Linked DNA regions of Homo sapiens: regions 1 and 3 are each linked to region 2. A link is a loop called in an ENCODE intact Hi-C map of the cell type or tissue named here. Cell type or tissue: dorsolateral prefrontal cortex. All regions are shown on one strand.

Region 1 (8,000 bases), 50 kb after region 2:
CTTCTGCTGCTGCTCTGGATCTGAACTGTTCCCTCTGGGACGGTTTCCATGGGAAGGGAGGCTGGAGTGGCTAGGATCTCTAGGCTCTTTACCACTAAGGGACCAGCAGGGAAAACATACTGCAGGCACTCAGGGCACGAGAAGACAGTGGCTAATGGCTCAGAAGAGTTTCTGAGACCAGGCCTGGGGTCTGCCTTACATCGCTTAGTTGAGTGAATTGTTTGTAAGTGGCTGTTGATGGCTCTGGGTTTAAACCCCATGCAAGCCCAAGAACAGCTGCCCCCAACTGACTTAACCTCAGTTTCCCTGAGGCTGGAGCAGCCACAGACCTCCCAACGCCAAACCTGCTGAGACCCTGAAGCCCATGGGCAGCGCCAAGCCTGATGAGAACCTGAAATCCACTAGCAAAGAAGAACTCAAGAAAGATATTAAGAATGATGCGAACTGCAAGAGAGGCCATGCAGGGACCACAGATAATGAAAAGAGATCAGAGAGCCAGGGGACAGCCCCAACCTTGTCCTGAGGATGGTGGATGCCACCCTGCATCCTGCCTGGAGAGATCACCGTAGGGTGACCTGGGAAATGTTCCCAGTCAGGGTTTCCAATCAGTTTTACCAAGGACTTTCCAAGTGGGAGAGCCCCACAGGGGCGGCAGGACAGGTTGTGGCGTCTGCTCCTCTGAAGTCTCACCCCAGCCCAATAATCCCCCATGCCTCAGGGGAGGGGGGCTGAGCCAGCAGAGGTGGGGGATGGAGGAGACGACTTCTGGAGGACCCTGCCAATCTGAGGACATCCACATGGAAAAGTTACTGCGTCAACACATTAGCAGAAAATAACATGTTTCTCTCTGCCAGCCAGTGTCCCCTTCACTCTTTCAGCGCTGAGATTCAATATACTCAGCTGCTCCAGGTGTGCTGTCCCAGATGTAGAGGGAAGACAGACCCTTACCGGGGGCTGAGAGGGATTCTGTGATCTTCAAATGCTCCATTCTGCTTGTGAGGGGAAGGCAGGCACGATAAAAGGTGAGGGAGGGAGTGGGGAGGGTGCTGCCAGGGGCCAGGGAGGGGAGCAGCCCACAGGAAGAGCACTCTGACACCTCAGCTGACTCAGATTTGACAGGACCTGTCCACTCCGGCTTCTTCTGTGGCTGCCCTCTGCCCCTCAAGGGTGAAATGTCACTTCCTGGGAGCTTCTTTGTACCCTACCCTGTCTGGAGCCACCAGCATCAGCTCAGGCAGGACTCTGTTCTGTGCTGGCAACCTATCCCTCCGCTGGCTGCCAGAATGGGGTGTGGAGGTCGGCCGGCCTCAGAGCTCCCACCCAGACTTGGGATTTACAAAAGCACTTCAAACCAAATTGAGGGTCCAGAGAAAATACTCCTGTGTCACCCCCATCTCTTCTCCAAGTATAAACTGGCTCCTCTGAAAACTCCAGACCCCAAAAGTCCACACAGATGGAAGGATTTGGGGCCCCCCTCCTCTCCCCACCATCCAAGAATGTGAAATACCAGCAAACAAAAGTCTCATCCAAATTAGGAAGCGAGTAGCTCTGTCTGCCCGTGAGTGTGTGCTGTAGGGGCTGTTTTGGGATTTTGGGTTTCCCGACAGATCCCTTCAAACCCACAGTGCTATCAAGACTGAAGTTATTGTTGACCCCAACTCAGAGCTCCGTGCCATCTGGTCACTGCACACCGTTCCCCAAACCTAAGATGCTTCTCTAAACAGCTCTTTACTCAGAGCTTCTCCCTGGCTCCAGCCTCTGTGTCCCCCACCTCCAAGCCTGTAGACAGAGCCCTCTCCATGCCGGAGCTTGGAATTAACTCAGGCTCAGGTCTCCTCTGGGGAGCCACAGGTGGCGGTGCCATGAGAGGGCTCTGCCAGATGGGTGCCGAGATGTGGGCATGTGCCACAAGGACCAGGATCCCAGCCCTTAGCCCCAGCCTTGGTGCATGTACCCAAGGCCCCTGAGCCGGGACCTATCCTTGAGTTAGCAGGAAACAGGGACGCGGCCCTCCTACCCAGCAGGCCCTCCTACCTGCTAAACCAGGTTAGCAGCCTACCTATGGGCTGCTAACAGGGGTCAGCGAGACCAACGCTCCATGAGCTAGGAGTGGCCCTGGTACAGAGGCCCCTTCTTCCCCAACCCCCATGCTCATTTACCTTCCTGGGAGAGGATGATGAACTTGGTGGTCTTGAGGGTCTTTCCGTTCAGCGTCCAGATGATGGTGGCTGGGGGGTCAGAAGACACCTGGCACTGGAGCAGCAGCTTCTTGCCCTCTGCCACATGAACATCTTGCAGCTTCTGCTTGAAGGCTGGGGCTGTCCCCTGGCTCTCTGATCTCTTTTCATTATCTGTGGTCCCTGCATGGCCTCTCTTGCAGTTCACATCATTCTTAACGTCTTTCTTGAGTTCTTCTTTGCTAGCGGATTTCAGGTTCTCATCAGGCTTGGCATTGCCCATGGGCTTCAGGGTCTCGGCAGGCTTGGCGTTGCCCATTGGCTTCAGGGTCTCAGCAGGCTTGGCGTTGCCCACGGGTTTCAAGGGCCCTGAAGGCTGTGCATTGCTCAGGGGCTTGGAACTCTCCACTGCCTTGGCATTCAGGGTCTCGGCACTGCTGCTGCCATTCTCTGCTGGTAATTTCTTCTTGCCACCCAGCACTGAGCGAAAATCCGGGGTGGCAGGTTTTGGCGGTGGCACCTTCTCAGGCACGGGGGTCTTGGAAGTCCCCTTCTTGGCCAGGACAGAGCGAAAATCGACCTGCTGGGGGCTGTGCACCTTCCTCTCTTCCTCAGACACAGTCTTTGGCTTCACTTGCCGCTGCAGGTTGGCACGGAAATCCATCTGCTCGGCTGGGATCTCCTTCAGGTCGTCTTCCGATAGGGTCTTTGTACTCACCTTCTTCCCCAGGAGGTCTCGGAAGTCCAGCTGCTCCACCTCCTGCTGGCGGATCGCCTCCTCAGTGTGCTGCCTCGTCTCCACGCGCCTCTTCAGCACCCCTCGCACGTCCTCGCCGTCTTCCTCCTCTAGCCAACCCTGCCCTCTTGCTGGCCAGCCAGGCCTCAGGGACCCATAGCGGTCACTACCACCACCATCAGCACCAACTCCTCCACCACAGAGGTCCTCGCAGCTGGCAGGCTCCCTCCCCCTGCAACCAGTGTAGGGAAAAAGGAAAGTAGCAGGAGGAAAAGGGGCTGGGTAAGAAAGAAACTTCAGGGGAGAGCAAATCCCTGAGGGTGGGAGGGTAGAGGGGAGCGGGAGGGGATGGGGGAGGCCGGCCAGGCTGTGTTTATAGATGGGAACATTGGTGAGAGGCGCTCGCTTGCTTAGTTGGTTTATTACATCGGTAATGACTTCAGTAGCCTTATAAGGGTGTGTGCAAAAAAAAAAAAAAAAAAAATCACCCCCTCCTTCCCCTGCTCTCCCTCCCTCATTCCCCTTCCAGGCTCTCCCTTCTGGCTTTGGCAGCCTCAGCTGCAGGACACAAACAATCTAGGGCTGCTGGGCTGGAGCTGCCGGGGCCAGGAGGAAGGTGGGGATGGGGGCATGGCCTGGAGGGGCAGCTCCTGGGGGCACTCACCGTGGAAGGGCTCTGGCAGAGCTGTTCTGTAGCATCAGTGACACCTGGCAACTGCATTCGCCAACCCGGTTCCTGAAGAATTCCAAAGATCAATAAAGATCAAGAGGCCCTCTGGGCAAAGGGCCTGTTCAGTGTGGACTTGATCACAGGCTGCTGGCCAGCGGGGAAGATGGAAGTCGCCGGCTTGACTGAGACATTCACCCCAGCCTTAGATTTAGGGCAGGACCCTCTCACTGTGTGGTCACCCTTTATTTTCTCAGCTCTTATTTAAAAAGAAGAAGAAAAAAAGAATGTCTGGACAACAGCTAAGGCAGGCATCCAGAAATAGGAACACTTTTCTGTAAGTATATAATATAATCATTCAATCAATCACTCACTCACTCAACCAATAAAAGGGGAAGGAGAAAGGCTAACCCTGCTGGGAACTGTGATGTAGCAGGTTGGTCTAGACAGATAGGCCCTGGTGGTGGGCCTGCCCAGTGACCTTGACTCTGACTCCATGATCCCTTAACACAGAAGTAGTTCCTTTCCCTCTCTTGCTCGGGAATGGAAGCACCCTTAACCCCCACTCATTGATAATGCTCTCAGATCAGAACTTTTTGTGTTAAAAACCCAACAAGTGTTTTCCTACATGAGTGGCCCTTTCTCTTCTTCCTTCAGGTGGGGAGGGCTCTGGATTCTTCATGTCCATAAACCTGGTCAGTCTCCTGCTGGTGCACAGAGGCTCAGGCCCTCTGCTCAGGGGAGGGGCTGTACCCTGTCTGGCTACAGTGCAGTGGATTTGCAGCAGATTGTCCCTCCAACCCCATAAGGCTGCCACCTGCTGGCATTTCTGAGCTCTGACCAGACAAGAAGGTTCTGCTCAGGCTAGGGGAAGGGGTGGGGGCAGGTCTGCGAGCCAGAGGTGACTAGTGATGGTTGTAACAACTGCATTTCATACAGCACCCTCCAGCTTTCATGACACCCACACGCAGTTCTTTCTTGATATCCACAGCATGCCAGAGAGGTATAGAGTACTGCCATGCCCAATTTAAAGATAAGGAAAGGGGGCTCTGGGGTGGGACCCTCAGGGTCTCTGACAACAGTGCTCCCACTCATGCCCCTGGATGTGGCCGTCTCACTAGCACTCAGACCCAATAGCAGATGTGCCAAGCTCTGTGACAGATTCTTTACATGAGCCATCTCATTTAATCTTAGAACAGCTCTGTGAGATTAGAGTCACCACTGTTTTTATAAGGTAAGAAATATGAGGCTTATAAAGGTAAAGTAGTCCAGGCGCAGTGGTTCATGCCTGTAATCCCAGCACTTTGGGAGGCTGAAGTGGGAGGATTGCTTGAGCTCGCACGTTTGACACCAGCTTGGGCAACATAGCAAGACCTTACCTCTATTAAAAAATATAATACTGAAGGTCAAGGTTAAGTAATTTGCCTAAACACACAGAGCTTGCTAGTGGAGGGAGGGGTTGGGACCTGTGACCCTATGACCTTTGCACTCTACCCTACTGTGCTTATCAGTACAAATCTGGTCTGGGACATGTGTGTGTTCATGCACATATGTAGTTATCAACCATACACATGATGTACACATATACTGGTCTAGCTGGCAGGCACCTGCACCTGGAGGTCTGTGTTTGGGAATATGTGCACATATGAGTTACATCCACCTGGACAGGCATCTGAGCATGCGTTCTTGTGTATTCTGCTGGCGTGTGTGGGTCTCCACCTCACTCTGCCTGGCCTCCCTCCCAGTGGACAGACACTGGTAGCCCATGGCCTGGCCCAGGATTCTCAGGGGCTCTGGGGCGCTGCTCACCCTTGGGTGCTGGCACCCATTTGAAGCAAGGAGAAGCCAATCGTTGCTGTCCTCCAGCCCTCCTCCCGCCTGCTGGGCTCCTCTCCTTTGTCCTTCTCTCCAGTGCCCTCGTGCTGTCCCAGGCTGTGCTGGTGCAGGTGCCTTCCTGACTGCCTTAGCTCTTTCACTCCTCTCTCCTCCCTGGCCATGTATCCCATAGCCTGTCCCCTCCCAGCCACCCTCCTCAATGCTCAGACTGTCAGAGGGCACAGATTCAAGGTGCAGGGAGTCTCAAGTCTGGAGAATTTTGAGTTCAGGTTGTTCCTTTGCTCAACAAACAGCAATTAGAAACCTCATGGGTGCCAGGCCCTGGGAGAACGAAGAGGTCCTCAGTGTGCCCCGAGTTCTCAACACTTAAAAAGGCTTATGGACTTTGGGTGAGCTTGTAGAATAACTGTGTGAGGTCACCCTGCTTCTGCCAGGCTGCTGGCCAGTGTCAGGCCACTCTTTTCCTACCTTTAAGCACAGCCTTGTGGTGCCTGGGTTGACATGGAGCAGGAAGATGAGATGCCCAAGGGCTGTGTTTGCCTGGCAGCCCTTTCAGCATCTCCTCAGCAGAGTTTCCTCCTGTCACCAGTAGAACACAGCCCAGATGCAAACATCAGGAGCAGACACTGCCCAGATGGCGGCTTTACCCCAGCTGGACTCCTCTGAGGCTTTGGTGGTGGACAGCCCTGTGCCGCAAGCTGGAGTAAGCCGATTCTCCCCATGGGGGAAGCAGGTAAGGGCTTCTGTCACTTTCCATGACCTGTGCTCAAGGTGGGGAGCACAGACTCAGACAAGCCTCTCAAGGGCTCCTGTCCAATCCAGCCCCAGGCCTTACCCTGTGGCCCCCAGCAGTCTAAGGGGTCAGAGAAAGGTGGAGGACTTGGGATACAAAGGCTGACGCATTAAGTGGATCACCTGGTGGCAGGGCAATAGCAGTAACTATTCCTACAGCCATACCCTTAAATCTCTGCTGGGCCTTTAAAGCAAACCATGGGTTCATTTGCAGCCTATAAAGTTCATAGTGGCCTCCTGCCTGGGACCCACATGTCAGATCACCTAAGCTGCTGGAACAGGGTCTTGGGGCCATCTTTGACATCTGCACATAACCAGTTACAAAATCAGGGCCGGGGCTGAAGATGAGGCCCCATCCCAGGAGCTGCCACAGAGCATATGGGGCTATCATCCTATAAACTGAACCTTTCACAAAGAGTCCTTTTGCCTTGGCTTACTAAGCTCTGAATAAGAGTTCCACTCTGGTTACAAAGCCTTGGATCCTGTCCCACCCTGAATCATCTACCTCTTGGATGGGTTCTATATGGAAAAATTACTTTAAAGAACTAATTTCGGCCGGGCATGGTGGCTCACACCTGTAATCCCAGCACTTTGGGAGGCTGAGGTGGGCGAATCATGAGGTCAGGAGATTGAGACCATCCTGGCTAACACAGTGAAACCCCGTCTCTACTAAAAATACAAAAAAAAAAAAAAAAAAAAAAATTAGCCGGGCGTGGTGGTAGGCACCTGTAGTCCCAGCTACTCAGGAGGCTGAGGCAGGAGAATGGCGTGAACCCGGGAGGTGGAGCTTGCAGTGAGCCAAGATCGTGCCACTGCACTCCAGCCTGGGCGACAGAGTGAGATTCTGTCAAAAAATAAAAAATAAATAAAAAAGAACTAATTTCCTGGCAAGTGTCAAGTGTTTCAAGTATTCCAGCTGGAATTTTGAGCTGACTTTTTGTCATTTCCCCTTTTGGTACAGTAGACAAGAGCTAGGAAGGGAAGAGAGGCAGAAACTACCCACCCATACCTGCCTCACAATCCTAGCAGGGACAGGCAGGATCTGCCCACCCCTCTACCCCCTGCACACCGGACCCCCGGCTTCCTCCCAGCCATCCAGTCATTCCCCTCGAAAGGCACCCTGCTCTACGTCTAGGTTGCTGGAGGAGTGAGGTCTCTGGCAGGCCTGCCACGTACCCTCAGGAAACTCTCCACTGACTTGCTTCTTCTCAGGTGGGGAAAAAGCCAAGGCCAGGGCAGTGGCCTCCGAAAGGAATGAAGAGGCTGGACTTTGGGGAAGAAAAAGAGGCAAAGGCTGCAGGCTGGAGGCTCCAGTGTGGTTTCCCAGGTCCTTCCAGTTCCCTGTGCACTTGGGAGAAACTCCCCAAGCAGAGCCATAAGGAATGGAAGAGCATCTGATTTAAGTCAAAAGATGAGGGCTTGAACTTGGGCTCTGTTACTTGCCTTTGGATGGCCACAAGCAAGTCCACGACCCTGAGACCTCAGTGTCCCCCGTTATTAAATGACGATGAGGCTGGATAACTTCTGAAGCCCCTTCCTGCTGGGACAGTCTAAATTTTATGACTGTCCCCAGCTGGCCCCAGACAGTCTGCCTGCCGACCTCCTGGTGCACGCCTCCTCTCTGGCCTGGCAAACTTCCCACAGCCCTTTGCTTGGCTCTGCCCCCACCCCACCCTTTCTTGCTCGGCCTACTCAACAGCTAAGCCTTATCACATTTGCCAAGATTCAGCCTTCCTTTTCCATCAAAATCCCCAAACAAGCTCATCTCCTCTAGGATGTCTGGCTTGAGTAA
Region 2 (8,000 bases):
CCTACCACTGACCCCCTGGTGATGGCCCAGGCAGGGTCCTGCTTCCTACTGCTGAGAGAGGGGAGAGTGGGGCTCCTCTGTGATGGCACTGACTTCTTTCTGACACTGTTACCCAGTTTGCATCACTCCTTCATTTCCCAGAAACCACTGGAAATACAAGTGGAGTCCCACTCCTTTCTCTCCCACCTCTTCTATTCCTCCAGGGACAGCGTAAGGGCAGATGAACAGCTTGGCTCAGGGTTGGGGTCTGAGCCCACTCTATCCTCCATGCCCTAGGGAGAAGCCAGAGTAAGCAGTGCGAGCCAAGTTCATGAGGGAGCTTGATGACTGCTGCGCGTTTAATGGAGCACTAACGCAGGCATTGCTTTACAGTGAGCACTGATCAGGCTACACTGACTTCTGTGGATCAAATGGAAGGGGTGCCAAAGATAATCTGATCCAGTCCTCTCATTTTATTTTATTTTAAAAATTATTTTATTTTATTGTTTTTAAGTTCCAGGGTACATGTGCAGGATGTGTACGTTACGTAGGTAAACGTGTGCCATGGTGGTTTGCTGCACCTAACACCCCACCATCTAGGTATTAAGCTCAGCATGCATTAGCTCTTCTCCCTAATGTTCTGCTCCCCGCACCCCCTGCTCTCCCCTGACAGGCCCCAGTGAGTGTTATTCCCCTCCCTGTGTCTCATTTTGGTCCTGGGCTCTGAACAGAGGCACAGAAAAGGAAGGACTTGCCCACAGCCTTTGCAGAGTTGGGGCAGTGTAGGACCGCATGGGCAACTCTGCAGAGAGTCCTGGGTGAGTGAGTGATGCTTTCGTGGGTCAGTCCTTTGGATCCTGCAGGACTCTCAGTCTGGGGAGGAGGCAGGCCCCAGGGAGCAACAGGAAGCTGAGGCACTGAATCTAACTGTGAGACCCGCACCACCCTCACCCTGGGAGCCCAGAGGCAACTTCCCACTCCACTTACGATCCTAATCTCTCCTCAATGTCGTAGAAGTCAGATACTTTTTGTTCAGTATTGATTGTCACTGTCCGGTAATCAACCTCGGGCTCCTTCTCATCTGTGGGGCACAGGTCAGGGTTGGTGTGAGTCTCAGATGCCCCCACTCAGCCCCCTCCACCCCAAGAGCCTGACCCGAAGACAGGGGCTGCACTCACCATCATCTGACACCTCCACTTCATCCTTCGGCTCTGGGGGGGGCACAAGGAAGGACAGAGAGGACACAGGTGATTAGTACTGAAGGCCCACTGAGAGCAAGATGTGCTGGGGGCCCTGCCAGGCCTCAGCCTCCCCAGGCAGACGACTACCAGGTCCAGAGCTCTGGGCATCCCCTGGGGCTGGTCAGTCCATATAGCAAATAGGGCCCAGTGCAGACTGGCAGGTGCCAGCCTCCTCCCTCCACTCAGCTCCACTTCTCCACCAGGTCTCCCCTCTGTCCCATCCTCTCTAGCCTCATGGTCCCCAGATATACCCTTCTCCACATCTCATCCAACCCTTTCTGACTTTCAGAACCTACACACAACTGTGACAGTCTCTTTCTGCCCTGGCTCAAAAGTCAGCAACTTATAACTGCTTCTAGTGTCAAATCCATGTAGCCATTCATTGAACATTGTTGACGGCATCCCAGCACTGGACCAAGCATCTTGAATGCCAGTTATTGTGGGCATTCAAAACATATTACACAGAAGGCATGGTCTCTCCTTTCTTATAGCTTATAATTTAGTTCAAGAGGCAAAAACATATATACTTGAAGTAACAATTTACAAAGTGTACCATAATCACGCACATATCACCATGGTTCAAAGTGAATACACAACAGAGGAGGGTGACACAAAATGGTGCAATTGTAAGTGAGAGCAATTATTCTTAGAAGAAATAGCCTTTGAGTTGCGTCTTACAGGAAATGATGGAATACAATGAAGGCGTGAGTGATGTCACACAAATGAAACCAATAGGTATTTGTGAGGCAGGGCAGGGAGGGACACAGTCATGCCAGCTGCTCCCATGGCCGTGTCAGGAGTGAACAGGGTCCGGGGAACAGGAGGGGTTCCCCGGAACAGGGGGGCATCCAGCACAGCACGCCCACTTCAGAGCTCCAGGCCTTCCTTTGCCTCGATACAGGTTTGTTTGTTGACAATCGAGCCACTCTGGCTTCCTGACCTTGGCTGATTGCCTTTCCCTTCCTGGGCCTTGGTTTCCCCATCTGTAAGAGGAAGGGTTGCACCTGATGTCTCTGGCCCTGGCTAGCTCTGGATGCCACGCTTCGTCATGTGCTGTGTGTTCCTCAGCCATCGTCTGGGCTGCGTCCTGGCTGACAGCTGGACAATGAATGGGAGGTTTCCCAAGGAAGCAAAACAAAGACAGGAGAGAAAGCATAGAGGGAGGAAAAGGATTTTTAAAGTGTGAGTGTGTGTGTATGTGTGTGTGTGTGAGAGAGAGTGGGCATATGAGTGTGAGTGCGGGTGTACCGGTGTGAGTGTGAGTGTGAGTGTGTTTAGAGTTCTTAAAATGCTGCTGACAAAGCTTAGTTTTTTTAAAAAAAGACTAAAACTAAACATGAATGGGATTGGAAAGTATATTTTATCACAGAAAGGAAGCTGCCATGGAAAAATAAAAAAGGATGAGATAGACAGGGACACCCAGATAGTCTAGCTGAAGTATCAGAGGTGGGTTTCACGGTTACTGTCGGGATGTGGGCCTAACTGGTCAATATTCCTAAATCCACATGTTGGAGAGTTAAGAGTGGCATTGTCCAATTCACAGGTGGAAAGGATGACCTGAGAGCAATGCAACTAGAAGCCAGGAATGGAGTTAGTGTTCAGGAGAATCTGATCATTCTACCTTTTAGGGTGGTGAACCCTAAAGTCCATAGTTAATACCCAAGACAGAAACAGCAGCTCCTCAATCTACTGCTTGGGCTGTCAGATGCTGTCACAGGGCAAAGTGTGCATGGGCCCCAAACAGGGGTGAGTACTGGGTAGCTGTTGAGAGCGCCCTGGGTGCCTGCCCTGGAGCTCTGGCTGTCGGCAGTCCAAAAGCCACAATGGAGCTGGAGGTGGCAAGCAAGACCACTGAAGGGAAGGGCTATGTCTTAATCAGAAAAGGTGAGGCCTCTGAGGTTGGGAAAGAAGTCTAAAATGGACATGACTTTAAAGAGAATCACACAATCGCCAAGGATGAGATGAGAGTTTCAGACTTTTCATCAACTCATGACTACTGCATCTTGGGGGAACCATTTAGTGTTCTACCTCACGTAGGAGGAAGGCTGGAGGGATATGGAACTCACACATGAGAAGTACCACTAGAATAATAAGTATGTTCAATAGACATTTAGGTTAGTTCAGTGATGATATTATAAACAGGGTTTTAAGAGAAGCAACAATATTGGAGTCAATGAGTGATGGGACACCAGGTGGACCAGTCACTGGACTAGGTCTTCGACACAGAATCATCCTATTTACTGTCAGGGAGGCCCCTGTCTTGACCTGTGGTGCTGCTGCCTGATATAGTGGTTCACCAGTTGAGTCATCCTTTATTTCTTGTTCCTGTGCCACATTTTCCCGGCGTGGCATGGAGACCAGTGTATTCCAAGCAGCAGAGTGAGAGGGAAAGGAGAGGGCAGCTTTCCTGGCCTGGTGTCAGGAGAAGCAGTCTTGCCAATGGCCCGGCAGCAGGAGGCTTTCCCTGCGTGCCTTGAAGGGGGCATCCAGTCCTAGAGCTGGCCCCTGCCTGTCACTGTGAGTCCAGGTAGACAGCCACAGGGCCAGCCTCTGGCCTCACTCATGAGCCCACATCCATGCCTCACCTTCGCCTCTCACCCCAGAGGTCTGTGGCAGATCTGATTCTCATGCTAATGCTCTGGGGGAAGGACCTAGATCATTCTCAAGGAATTCCAGCCCCTCTTTCTAGTGCACTGTGTTCCTTTATGCTGCAGGAAACTCGGATCAAGAGTCCGGACTAAGCAGGGAGCAGTGGCAAGTGCCTGTAGTCCCAGCTATTCGGGAGGCTGAGGCGGGAGGAATGCTTGCGTCTAGGAGTTCAAATCCAGCCTGTGCAACAGAGTGAGACCCGATCTCTTTAAAAAAGAGAAAGATTCCAGGCTGCTACATCCCCTTCTGCTTTTCCCTTCTTGTCCTGCCTCTCTTCTATTTGACCACAAGGGGAGGAGTGAGAGAGAAGTAGAGGAAAGACCACAGTTCAATTAGCAGAGCTCTTGGTGCATAAAGGGTTGTTGAGAAAGGTGAACTGGTTTCCATCTTTCCACTAGGGAAGGGTCTTCCACTGAACTTAAAAAAAAAAAAAATCTGTTCAGAATGAGCTATGAGATCCATGAGCTAAGTGGAAGGCTATTTGGAAGATGGTTCTGAGATATTTCTGCAAACAGATGAGAGTCTCGTTACCCTGGAGTGTTTGGGAGAGGATCAGCTGAGTGCTCAGGACCCTCACATGGCACAAGTCCAGTCAGTCCCCTGGACAGAGAATTGTCCCTTCCTGCAGCCAAGGACTGTTGCACACCCAGAGAACACTAGAGGGCACCCCCGCCCCGGAGACGGCCTCTGAGGCCAGGGCGTAGCTGCAGCCTGGGATGGGAGCGGTACAGGCTTTATATCTCGAACTGTCCTGGGGGTTGCAAGGAGGCTCCAGTTCTGCAAGAAGCCTCAGTCACAGTAGCTGTTTTGCTAACAATTATACAGACTAGAACAAATTAGGGTAAGGAGCAGGGATGGAGTGGATTTGAGTGACAGCAGGATTTGAGGAGGAGTACAGTTCAAGACCTGGCTGGGCTGGGAGGGAGCGGGGCTGTGGTAAGGTTCTGGCTCTGTGCACTTGGGTTTGGGAGTACATTGTCAGTTCAGGGACCCTAGTCTTAGGAGTGGCTCTGGCATAGAGAAGCCACTGGAGCTCCACGGGGAACCCATGCTTTGTCCCCCAGTGTATCCCCAGTGCCCATGGCAGTGCCTAGAACACAGGAGGGGCACAGAACACATGGTGAGTGGATGTGGGATGAGGGCTAGGGTACCAACAGGGATGCAAATGAGGCATGAGAATGAAGTAGAAGAGCGAGAGGCAGGAGTGGCAGTGGCTGTGGTGGTAGTGGTGAAGGTCAGAGCCAACATTAGCCGGGCTTCATGGAGTGTGGGTTAATCAGCACTGCCTTTTTAATATGATCCCACCCCATCTGCTCCACAGAAATGACCTACAATGACCTGTCACTTGATCCCACCTCTCTGCCAACACACACACACACACGTGCGTGAACACACACGCCACTTCCCTGAGAGCCATTTCCCTCTTCAGCAGAGGGATGGCCTATGAAGCTTTATAACTAACAAGCATCTGAGCAGACCGTGGAGGACTTTTGCCTGGAATCCCCTCAACCAGAGTCCTCTGCCCTGAGGCCTAACACTTGCCAACTGTTCTGCCCTCTTCCTCCTCCCCCTTGGTAATCCAGCCAGCCTCAGCTGGGGAGTAGCTTCCTGTCTGGAAGCCCTGGGTGGACTGGACTCCTCCTCTGGATTTCAAGTGATTTCAACATTGCCCTTTGTCTATTCCCAGCTGGGAGGGGTGGCAGCAGGGGAGGGGAGTCTGAAGGCCCAGAGAGGGTTCAGCGGGCTGATGGCAGGGAACAAGGGAGAGGCCACTTGCCCCAGACAGGCAGTCACAGCTCTTCCTCCTGGCAGAGTCTCCACACAGCCCTGGGAGCAGCTGTCCTAGACCCCTGGGGGCCACACCTTGTAGCTCCCGTGGCCTCTGGTCCTGCTGCCTGGGGTTAGTCGGGGATTCTCCAGTCTCTCCCTCTTTACACCATAGCACAGACCTGGATGATTTCCTTTCCAGCCAATGAACATCTTCACACTGCAATCTTACTCCTTTTCCTGTCACTTTTCCAAGTAACATCCTAACACCACAGACTGGAACTTGATTGCCCCCCTGGGACCCACACTCTATGCAGCCCCCACTCTGCTCATTTCAGAGGGATGTTGTGTGTGTGTGTGTGTGTGTGTGTGTGTGTGTGTGTGTGTGTAAGAAGACAGTGATGGCAGTTTTGTTACTCAGTGTCCCCTGACAGACATTTGGGAGTGGCTAGTGGTTGGGATCCCTGCGAAAGCTGTCCCAGGAGCAGGCATCACGTCTCCGTGACTTGCACCATAGCTCTCAAGGAGACCTGCTCTATGCATATTGACATGGCTCAACGGGTAAAGGCCGCCTGACACACAGCTGCTAGCATAAAATTGTAAAGTTGGTATGTTTCCCATTGGTACCCTAACTTTCTTTCTTTCTGGAGCCCTTGTTTAATTGAAAGTAAAATTTTAATACCTATTTTGTACCTAATTTTCAATTTTTTTTTCAAAACTAAACAGGGTCATTGAATCAGATGACAGTTTCCATACTCACGATGGCTCTAGCTCCCTGGTGATGCCAGGCCTGCTCGCTTTCTCGCTTTCTGAGCTTTGCTCAGGTTCACTATTTGCCTCACTTGATTTCTAATTCCTTGTAATTAGAAGAAGTCAAATACATTCTCACCTACTGATCAGTTTTGGTTTTCAAGTGACATTCTGCATGTGGAGCTCAGTCTCCTTTGATACTTGAGTCTTCTACCATCTGCCTCACAACTCTACATTCTCCTGTCTCCAAGAGCTCTCTTCCCTTGATGTCCCTCCACCTTCTCCTAACCCCCAACTTTTTCTTATCCTATATTCTTTAATTCTTTTTTTTTTTTTTTTTTTTTGAGACGGAGTCTCACTGTGTCACCCAGGCTGGAGTTCAGTGGTGCAATCTTGGCTCACTACAACCTCTGCCTCCTGGGTTCAAGCGATCCTCCTGCCTCAACCTCCTGAGTAGCTGGGACCACAGGCGCATGCCACCATGCCCAGCTAATTTTTTGTACTTTTAGTAGAGATGGGGTTTTGCCATGTTGCCCAGGCTACTCTTGAACTCCTGAGCTCAGGCGATCCACCCGCTTCAGCCTCCCAAATTGCTGGGATTACAGGTGTGAGCCACCACGCCCGGCCTCTTATCCTAAATTTACAATGTCCTTTTCCTGTTCTTCACATAAAACTTCTTGAAATAATATTCCATGCTTCTGGCCTCTCTTTCTTCCATTTATTCCTTAACCAGGGCAACCATCTTTTCACTCAGTGGAAACTCTACAGACTTGGATCACAAAGATCACTACCAACCAAAGGACTAAATCCAAAGACCCTCTGAGTCCTCATCTCCTTCATTTTTATTTAGCATTGGATGCAGTTTATGAAGCCCTCTTTGCACCTTCTCCCTCCCCTGTTTCTTTGAGACTCCAGCCTCCTCTTGGTTCTCTCCCCTCTCAGTCCTTTCTCCTGGTACTGCAAGTTCCTTCTTTATGGTGTTGGTATTGACTTTCTCTACCACACTCTCTGTAACCTTATCAATGCCCATGGTTGCAATTATTAATTAAATAGTGAAGACTTCCAAGCCTGCCACACTAGCTTAAACCTTTCTCCTGGGCTCTAGACCCAACAGTCTTAGGATACCTTCCCTCGGCTAGCCCTTAGATGCCTCAACTCAGCAGGGCTGAAACCGCAGCTCCCCTCTCCTCCCAGACTGTTATGTAACCTCCAAGTTACTCAAGTCAGGAACCTGGAAGACAGCCTGACCTCTTCCCTCAGTCTAACCAAAGGAGCACAAGCTTCAGGCCAGACAGCTCTGAGTTCAAGCATCAGTTCACCAATTACAAGCTCTGTGACTTTGGGCAAGTAGCTTCTCCCCTCTAAATCTCATTTCTCCTATCTGTAAAATGAGGGTAATAACAGTATCTGCTTCATTGGGCTATTGGGATTGGATGAAATGATGCATATAAAGTGATTAACACATCGTAAGCTTAGAGTAAGTGCTCAATACATGTTAGCCATGGTGAATTATAACAATAAACCTCTAGCTGGCTCTTGAATTTGTGTTCAGTTACCCCAGCCAGGAACTGTAAGTCATCTTAGAATCTTCCAGTTCTCTTCCTCAACTCACTA
Region 3 (8,000 bases), 330 kb after region 2:
AGCATGCTGAAATATAATTTATTAATTCTCAAACTTTAGGTGTCAGAATTATGCAAAAGATATACATTTATATTACATTTTAATTTCTGGTGATGCTTTTATCTGCTATTGTATTCCTAAATTGTTTTATTCCTTATATGACAGATAGAAGAGCCTGAAAACAAAACCAAGGGGTAGAGGGCTTACCTGAGACCACTAATGAATGGTAAAATTAGAACAAGACATAGGTCTGTTTCTTCCCGATTGCACTGAGTTCTTAGCTCTAGACCTCAAGTGCATCCCTCATGCTTTCCCAGGAATGATATGGGGTATGTGGCTGACCTGTGGGGATTTGGTCTGGATGCCTAATGTTGCTTGATCCCAGGTATTTTAGAGCTCTGTCATGTTCACTGCACAAGGTACTTGGTGGATAAAAGGAGGGAAGGTGACTGGTTGTTGGCCACCAATGCAACAAGAGCACAGATGCCCGATGAAGTGCTCCAACACCTTTCCTGACTGTCTGATTCTAGTGAAATGCTAAGCCTCTGGGACCAAGGTGGTTAGCCAAGCCAGTCCTAAATCACCCCAAACCGCTCTGTCCTGGACCATAAAGCAGGGTTTGGTGGTGCTCAACCATATGTCCTGGGAATTTGCCAAACCACAAACTTTCTCAAGCTGCACCTTCCTCATGCATTCATTCACCAGGCAGCTCCCAGGATGATGTGGCTATGAAGAGGCTCACAGCCTCTCCCTAAAAGCTAAAAGCAATGTCTGGACCTTGGATAGCTGGGGAGCTAAAATATGCCCTTCCCCAAACTGTGATTTTCATCATATTACAGTCTTGATCAGTAAGGAGACACTGTCCAGTGACTGAGGACTTGCACTTTTCTGGAGAGACGAGATTAGCATTGCATTGAGCCCCTGTACATTCTGCCAGCTTCAAGGAAATCTGGGATGACCCCACCAATGACTCAGCCTACAGCCTATTTCAAAATTATTCCCATTTGCCAAGGAAAGATTTACTTTCAGTCCACGGTTTAGTGTATTTTAGGGTGGTGCTAAGTGGTCAGCTGACTGTCAGGAGAACAGAGGGCTTTTTGTCTGTACCCACCCAGCCTCAACACTGTCCCTACATTCTCCTCAATGCTGCAGCAGGGCCCTTACCTGAGAATGCAGGATCTTTAACAGCTCAGGTGTTAGCTCTGCCCGGTTACACAAAGCGACTCGCTCAGACCGCTCTCTCACCGGAGGCGTCTCTCCACGGGACAGGGCCTCAAAATAACTACAAGAAAAAAAGTCAGAGAGTAGGAGGATCCTATACACCAGTGGCCTCTGGCTGTTCTAGCAATCCTTCCACCTTCTTCTGAGGGAAGGAGGTAGAGAAAGGAACCTTTGTTAAGTGGCTTCTATGTGTCATTGTGTTTAGTTCACTTACATATGGGAAAAGTCTGAATGTGTTACTCTCCACTTAGGGCATAGAGAATGCTTAGAGAATACAAAGCTTTGTTCTTCTCTAAGGATGAGGAAGAACCAAGAAAAGTTTGGGTATGCAATTCCCTGGAGCATATTGGGTTCAGGTTTCTTTTTCAGTCATCTCTGAGTGTTTTATACACGCAGATGTATATTACATATGTATATATAATATTGGGAAGAGAAGTTGGAAGAGAACTAAAAAGTAATGTACGTAAGAAAGGGGAAGGCAGCACAGGAATGGTGGCTAGGGCCTGTAATCTGGTGACTCCAGGCTGGAGGACCACTTAAGCCCAGGAGTTTGAGGCTGCAGTGAACTATAATTGTGCCACTACACTCCAGACTGGGTGACAGAGTGAGACCCCCATCTCTGAAGAAACAAAAAAGGAGGGAAGGGGAAGAGATGGAAGTGTCCTGGGGTGAATCAGGAAGGGTTTCTGGCTGGAGGTAGTGAGGCTTGGGGCTTCAAGAGGGAAGGGAGAGAGCATTGGCAGGGCAGCCTGCAAGGCTCAGGAGAGAAGAGAAGCCGAAGAAGGTTTGAGACAATCTTAAGCTATATGGTGCCTCTGAAATGAAACTGTTTCTCCATCTTCCCTCAAAATTTTCAGTGAAATCTGCCTGCTCCTCAATGTTTTGTGGAGTGGACTTCGTTTGGGGGCATTGTGGAACAAGTACTGAGTTCTGTTTCAGGACTGGCATAAGATGAAAAGAGGCTGCCTGCAGCAGGGAATGGACATGAGCCGCTGACATGTGGGTCACCAATGCAGCATGGCAGGGTCTGTCTCCATCAAAAGCCTGGTTATTGACGATCCATGAACCACAAATTTCTGTCCCGCCCTGCTTTTTTCCCTCCATTACTTCCTCCAGATCCAGGTAGTATGAAAATAATATAGAGGGAATTTTGTAAAAGTCCATTTCAGGGTCAAGCCATACAATGATGGGCTAACCATTGCCTGTCTCTGAGCCACGTAGCAAGGCAGAGCGAAAGCTACATGGACTAAAGCAGTAATTGCCAGTCACCCCTTGGAGGTCATCAGCAGGAAGGGCACCTTTAACAATGTGCATGAGAAATCTCTGCACACAGATCAGTGTTGGGGTGGGCGGGGTGTGGGTGCAATATGACAATAGGAGCAGGGTGTGGCCTCAGGCTTTATAAACCAGACTTGGGTGGTATAAATGGGAGGGACAGAGACACACAGCACCTCATTCCACAGAAGTGCTGCCCAGGTAGAGTAACACTCATCACCAACATCTCTGGACTTCTTGTGGAATTGGTTAGACAACATGGAAGCAAAGCTGTAATCATGGATTTCGTTCTTTGGGTTATTGAGCTTCATTTGCAAGTGATCAGGTCCATGGTTATACACATATATTGCAAATTTGTGTTGTAACACATGCCTACCAGAGGACAAATAAGTATATGTCCTGCCGATGCCTGGTAAGAGGTTTCTTCATTGACAACACATATGTAGGGAAATTCTTACTTGCAATGGATTAAAAACGTATTTTGTCTTGGAAACACTTTGCAGAGTTTTATTCTCTAAAATGCTACAGGTTTTAAGTAAGTCACATACAACCATCTGAGCAGTGCTTTTCATGTCTGGATAGAATGGAGGGGGCTCTTAGGTCATGCCCTCCTTTTTCATTGTGGTTAAACTACAAACTAAGTTTTCATGGATGTCTAAAAAAATTATAGCACGTGATACAATACGAGAGCAAGCAGTCTACAATAGTGGAATGCCTCTTCCATAAATGTCAGGGACAATACTAAGCAATGTCAGTTTGCTTACTATAAAACGGCAGCACAAGAACAATCAAATGGGTTTGAAACTAACGTATAAGATAAAGTCTGTCTATCTGACTATGCCAAAATAAATTAGTCTTCTGAAGCTAAAGTTCAATCTTAGAGGCAATATATAAAATTTAAAATGGAGAACTAAACAGGGCTCATTACTAGGCAAAGCAACCCCCATTTATGTTTCTTTTTATGAGCACCACTGGCTTATTTTCCTTCCAATTGTAAAAGCTACATCCTAATCCAGTCCAGGAGCACAGCACTGGCCCAGAGACTCCGAAAGGCCCCTCTTAGATGCCATTTTGTGTCTTCTCAAAGGTGTCCACACTCTCCCCACCATCTGCCCAGGACACCCACTCACAACCTCAGCCTGAGGACATCTTCCCTTCCCCAACTCACTGGCTTTCTCTCAACGGCCTCTCTCACTCTCACTTTCCCACTGAAACCCTCCTAAGCAGGGAATCATCAAACAGTAAAAATAGCCTGAAAATGGTCCGTGAGGTCTAGTTATCTTCCAACTCCTGTCTCAAGTCCTGGTTCCCCAGTTTCAAGCAGGCAAGTTTGTCCAAGGAGCAATTTCATAGCTGAGAGGCTTTCTGTGCAAAGCTACTTCAATCCAGGCCCGCAGCGATTGTTGTGTAAGCTCCATCTACTGAGCAGCCTCTGGAGGTCTCTCCTGAAAGAAGGCACCCGTGTTTGAGGCACACTGTTTTCAGCCATGCCTGAGGACCCCATCACTCTGCTTGGCCTTTCCCCAGAATGCAGTGTGTACTGTGCGGACATCTTTATGTTGGCAGAACAAAATCAGTTCAGAGAAACACTAAAGAAAATAACAATAATTTCCTCCAAGACAAGATATAAAGGGTCTTTGGTTGGGTCCAAGTATGAGTTTTAACAGCAGGGGAGGAAGTGTCTCCTTAAAGGAGTGAACTAGCAGGACTGGTCCCACCCCATCCACCCAGGGCTGTCGCTTCCCTCCCCCGGCTGCACTGCTGCCATCTAGTGGTGAGACAGGAGAACGAAGAAAGGCAGATTAAGCTTCGGAGATTCCCAGCCCTTCTTTCCACCGGGAGTGGGAAAAGGCGTGCAGGGAGGAGGTGGGTGTGCATACGCTGGTGTGACGCGGTCATCTAACTTGCTGCTTGCCCCAGGACACGGCCTATTGACCTGGCGTCCTACTGCTCAATCTGGCTCCCTTAGGGGAGGCATCCCATCCTTGCCCAGCTAGATGTAGCATTTATGTGTGGATTTTAAAGCATCAAAGCAATGCAAGAGCTAAAACAAAGACGATGCCAGTTAGTCCGGACTTCCTAGCTGCAGCCATGACAACCTCCGCGGTTTTACAGGACCCTCTGTCTCCGGCCGTCCTCCAAGGGGTGAAGGCGAGAAAGGAGCACGTACTCGGCTGCCCACTGGATGAGGTCCTGCGGCTGCACCCTAATGGCGGCTTTGGCAAACTCCTTCAGCATCTTCGGCAGCTCCGGCGGGATGCATGTTGGCTTATCTGTCTGAGCCATTGATTGGTTGGCCTATTCTCAGGAGAAAAAAATACGTTAAGATGAAAACTTCGATTCATACGATGAGAGCAATCCTGGACAGGAGGTCACCCAGCCTCTGTTTGACACTCAATTTTGGGGACTCTGCAAGACAAATGCATTCTATTATTACACAACGCCAAGGTTAGAAAACCATCTGCTAACCCCTACTTTTTGTTGGAAATAGTTATGTCCTTTACATAAAAATTACACAGCCCTTGTTCATTTAAAAAGTGGAGGTCAGCAAAAAATTCCCTAATGATATCGCCCCAAAATAATGATATCACCCCCCAAAATCCAGAATTTTTCAGTATATATATGTTTGTAAAATAAAAAAATAAGATTATACAAAACAGCTTATTTACTCAAAAGTATATCATGAACATCTTTCCATGTCGTCCAGCACTTATTAGTTGGGTAAGAATTGTAGCAAAATTTACTCTGAACCCTCTGTGAATTGACATTAGGCCATTTCCACATAAAAATAGTCATTAAACAGCCATTTGGTGAGCGTCTCTCTTTACAGCTGCATGTTCTTTTCCACTCTAATTGTCAGGTGGAAAATTCGTACATTTTCTCTCAAAAAGTTCCAGGACAAATTGAAACAAAATATGAAAATCCATAAAGTGTATACAATTCCCTCCACAAATAAACAACAGATCAAAAGATTTTTTTCTGCTTTTAGTAGAGAAAGGGACAGACTAGATATGCTAAAAAGCTGTCCCTCTTCAAAACACCTAGAGGCCAGACAAATCTCAGTACAAGCCTTTCACATTGCCTTGCTGGGCTTGCAGTGAAGTGAGAGAAATCTTCCAGTGGCCAATGAGGTGAGTAAAGGGGAACCCGCAGTGCTGGGCAAATGAAGAAACTAGGGCTCACCTGGGCACATGTAGATGGCAGGAACTTGCAGCTTTGAGATAAATTGCTAGGCAGGGTGGATAGAGACCAAGGATTAGGCTCACAAAAGGCAAATGTCTGGACTAAAGGACTCCCCTTCTGACCTAAACTTGAGACCCGCCCAGGGACTACACCCTCAGCGTGAAAAGGTGTGGCTGAAAATATCCGCCTACAGGCAGGGGTAAGCAACAAAGAAACCTGTCTCCATTGCTGCTTCTAGTCAGGAGAGAAACAGTCCCCCAGGAGTTGGTAGCCACAGACTAGTTCTAAGTTTTCAATTTATGCCAACACCAGCATGGCTGGGAAATCCCAAGACAAGAAACTAAAGTGGTCTTAGGTTGGTGGGACTTCATGACCTTTTACTTTATTTATGTTCTTTTATTTGGAGGAAAAAGAGGATAAAATAATGATTAATTTTAGACTTTGCAAAGTGTTAGAAAAGTTATAACAGTAATGTAACCACTAAATCTGTAGAGAGGAAAAAAGGAATTTTTTAAAAACACAAACAAGCAAACAAACAAAACCCTTCATCAGTCAAAAAGAAGGCAAGAAAGGAGGGGTAAAAACAGGAAAAGTAGACAAATAACATGGTAGAAAATAATGCATACATATCAGTAATCACAATAAAAATAAATGGGCTTAAATGTGCCAGTTAAAATACAGGTATAGGTACACCTGAAAAAATGAAGACACAGAAAGACTCAAGGTGAAAAGAGTATAAATAAGCAAAGAATAACCAATAAAAGTTAAGGTAGACATACTCATGCCAGACAAAAGATACTTTAAGGCAAAATGCACTATTAGGAAAAAAGAGTGACGAAAGCTTCAATTGTTTTTGATAAAATGATAAAAAGCTTCAATTGTTAAGACAATAACAACAATTCTCAATGAGTATGCCACAGACATCACCATGGAGGAGTCTCACCATGCTAGGTGGAAAAGCAATATATTGTTTCTGGTGACATATATATGTTATAATATTATAATAAAGAGTAAGGAATGATAAATACAAATTCAGAATGGTGGTTACCCCTGGTGGAGGAGGGAGAGGATGGAGAGGGATGTTATTAGGGAAATACAACAAGGGTCTCAGTACTATTAGTAATGCTCTATGTTTTAAGCTGGATGGTTGCTGTCTAGATGCTTGTTTCATTATTTTTATACTTCTACTTACATCATGTATTTAATTTTGTCAGTATGAAATATTTCATCATTTAAAAAGTTACTCTTATAAGTTGTTTCTGATGACTTTTCAACCCATTTTATCTATCAAAGAGCAGTGCCTTATTTGCTCATGTTGTCTGCACATATATATATTCTTTTACTGTGTTAAAAATACATACAATTTACCATTTTAAATGTACAGTTCAGTGTCATTAAGTACATTCACATTGTTGTGCCACAATCACCACCAGCCATCTCCAGAACTTTTTCATCTTCACTAGCTGAAACTCTGTACCCATTAAGTACTAACTCCCTATTCTCCTTCCCCACAGCTCCTGGCAACCACCATTCTTCTATCTTCATGAATTTGACTATCATATAAAATCATATGGCATATAATATTTGTCCCTTTGTGTGTGGTTTATTTCGCTTAGCACAATGTCTTCAGGTTCATTCATGTGGTAGCATGTGTCAGAATTTCCTTTTTTTTGGATCCATAGTCAGATGTGTTACCCATTGCACCACTGGCCCCAAGCTGAGAATTTCCTTGTTCTTAAGGCTGAATACTATTTTGCTAGATGTACCACAATTTTATCCATTCATAGGTCAATGGACAGTCGGATCATTTCCACATTTTAGCTATTGTGAATAATGCTGCTATGAACATAGGTATACAAATATGTGTTCAAGTCCTTGCTTTAAATTGTGTTGGGTATATATACCCAGAAGTGGAATGGATGGATCATATGGTAATTGTATTTTAATTTTTTGAGGAACTGCCACACTGTTTTCCACAGCGGCTGCACCATTTTCTGTGTCCATGTATTTTGACAGGATCTTTTGGTTGTGCAATTGTTTAATTTCTCTCCTGGAGTCTCAGATAATCTCGTGTAAACGAAAAGATGCCCCAATCCTAATTAAGGAAGCTTCCATGACAACAGTAACAATGTTAACCCTTAGTCAGTATAGAGCAAACTTAAGTAAAGCCTTTACTTCATCCCATTGCTGTTTCTAACAATTGGTCTGCAAGCTCTTTTCATTTTGGGGCAAGGAATCTCTTGTAAGTTTTCCATACCCATTGTCTTTCTCAGGGGTTGGTCCTTCTTTAACCTCTTGCAGTTTTTTTTTCTCTTCTCATCATTCTATTTTTCCCTTAAAAG

What was found. Peaks named below come from ENCODE experiments on the same cell type or tissue, not always from the same donor. Only the 100,000 strongest peaks of a DNase experiment are listed, where the experiment ranks them.
Region 1: it touches region 2 in a loop (9-fold over the local background); 93 of 110 quality-filtered maps call a loop at or near these places.
Region 3: it touches region 2 in a loop (2.5-fold over the local background); 15 of 110 quality-filtered maps call a loop at or near these places.

What each region holds. Positions count from the first base shown.
Region 1 is chr3:123,697,861-123,705,860 of GRCh38, forward strand. It overlaps MYLK (myosin light chain kinase), which reads right to left. Exons shown (of 34, transcript NM_053025.4): 17 at 3,578-3,649; 18 at 2,160-3,145. It overlaps LOC105369194 (a long non-coding RNA gene), which reads left to right. Exons shown (of 3, transcript XR_924417.4): 2 at 6,006-6,149. Among named protein-coding and RNA genes, the nearest start is that of MYLK-AS2, 12 kb to the left of the region's middle. In dorsolateral prefrontal cortex, a CTCF peak has its summit at 4,401 (motif pointing left); DNase peaks (open chromatin) are centred at 3,043, 3,223 and 4,410; H3K4me3 peaks cover 4,023 bases; H3K27ac peaks cover 4,213 bases.
Region 2 is chr3:123,648,005-123,656,004 of GRCh38, forward strand. MYLK (myosin light chain kinase) reads right to left here. Exons shown (of 34, transcript NM_053025.4): 25 at 1,158-1,190; 26 at 967-1,060. LOC124909421 (a long non-coding RNA gene) reads left to right here and starts at 1,057. Exons shown (of 2, transcript XR_007096038.1): 1 at 1,057-2,121. RefSeq lists enhancers at 1,578-2,079, 2,080-2,579, 5,708-6,208. In dorsolateral prefrontal cortex, a CTCF peak has its summit at 4,520 (motif pointing right); DNase peaks (open chromatin) are centred at 4,557 and 5,536; H3K27ac peaks cover 3,099 bases.
Region 3 is chr3:123,975,721-123,983,720 of GRCh38, forward strand. ROPN1 (rhophilin associated tail protein 1) reads right to left here. Exons shown (of 6, transcript NM_001317774.2): 2 at 4,646-4,773; 3 at 1,144-1,261. The coding sequence starts at 4,761. Among named protein-coding and RNA genes, the nearest start is that of ROPN1, 12 kb to the right of the region's middle. RefSeq lists an enhancer at 4,520-5,019. In dorsolateral prefrontal cortex, CTCF peaks have their summits at 4,251 (motif pointing left) and 4,456; DNase peaks (open chromatin) are centred at 4,301 and 4,691; H3K4me3 peaks cover 890 bases; H3K27ac peaks cover 838 bases.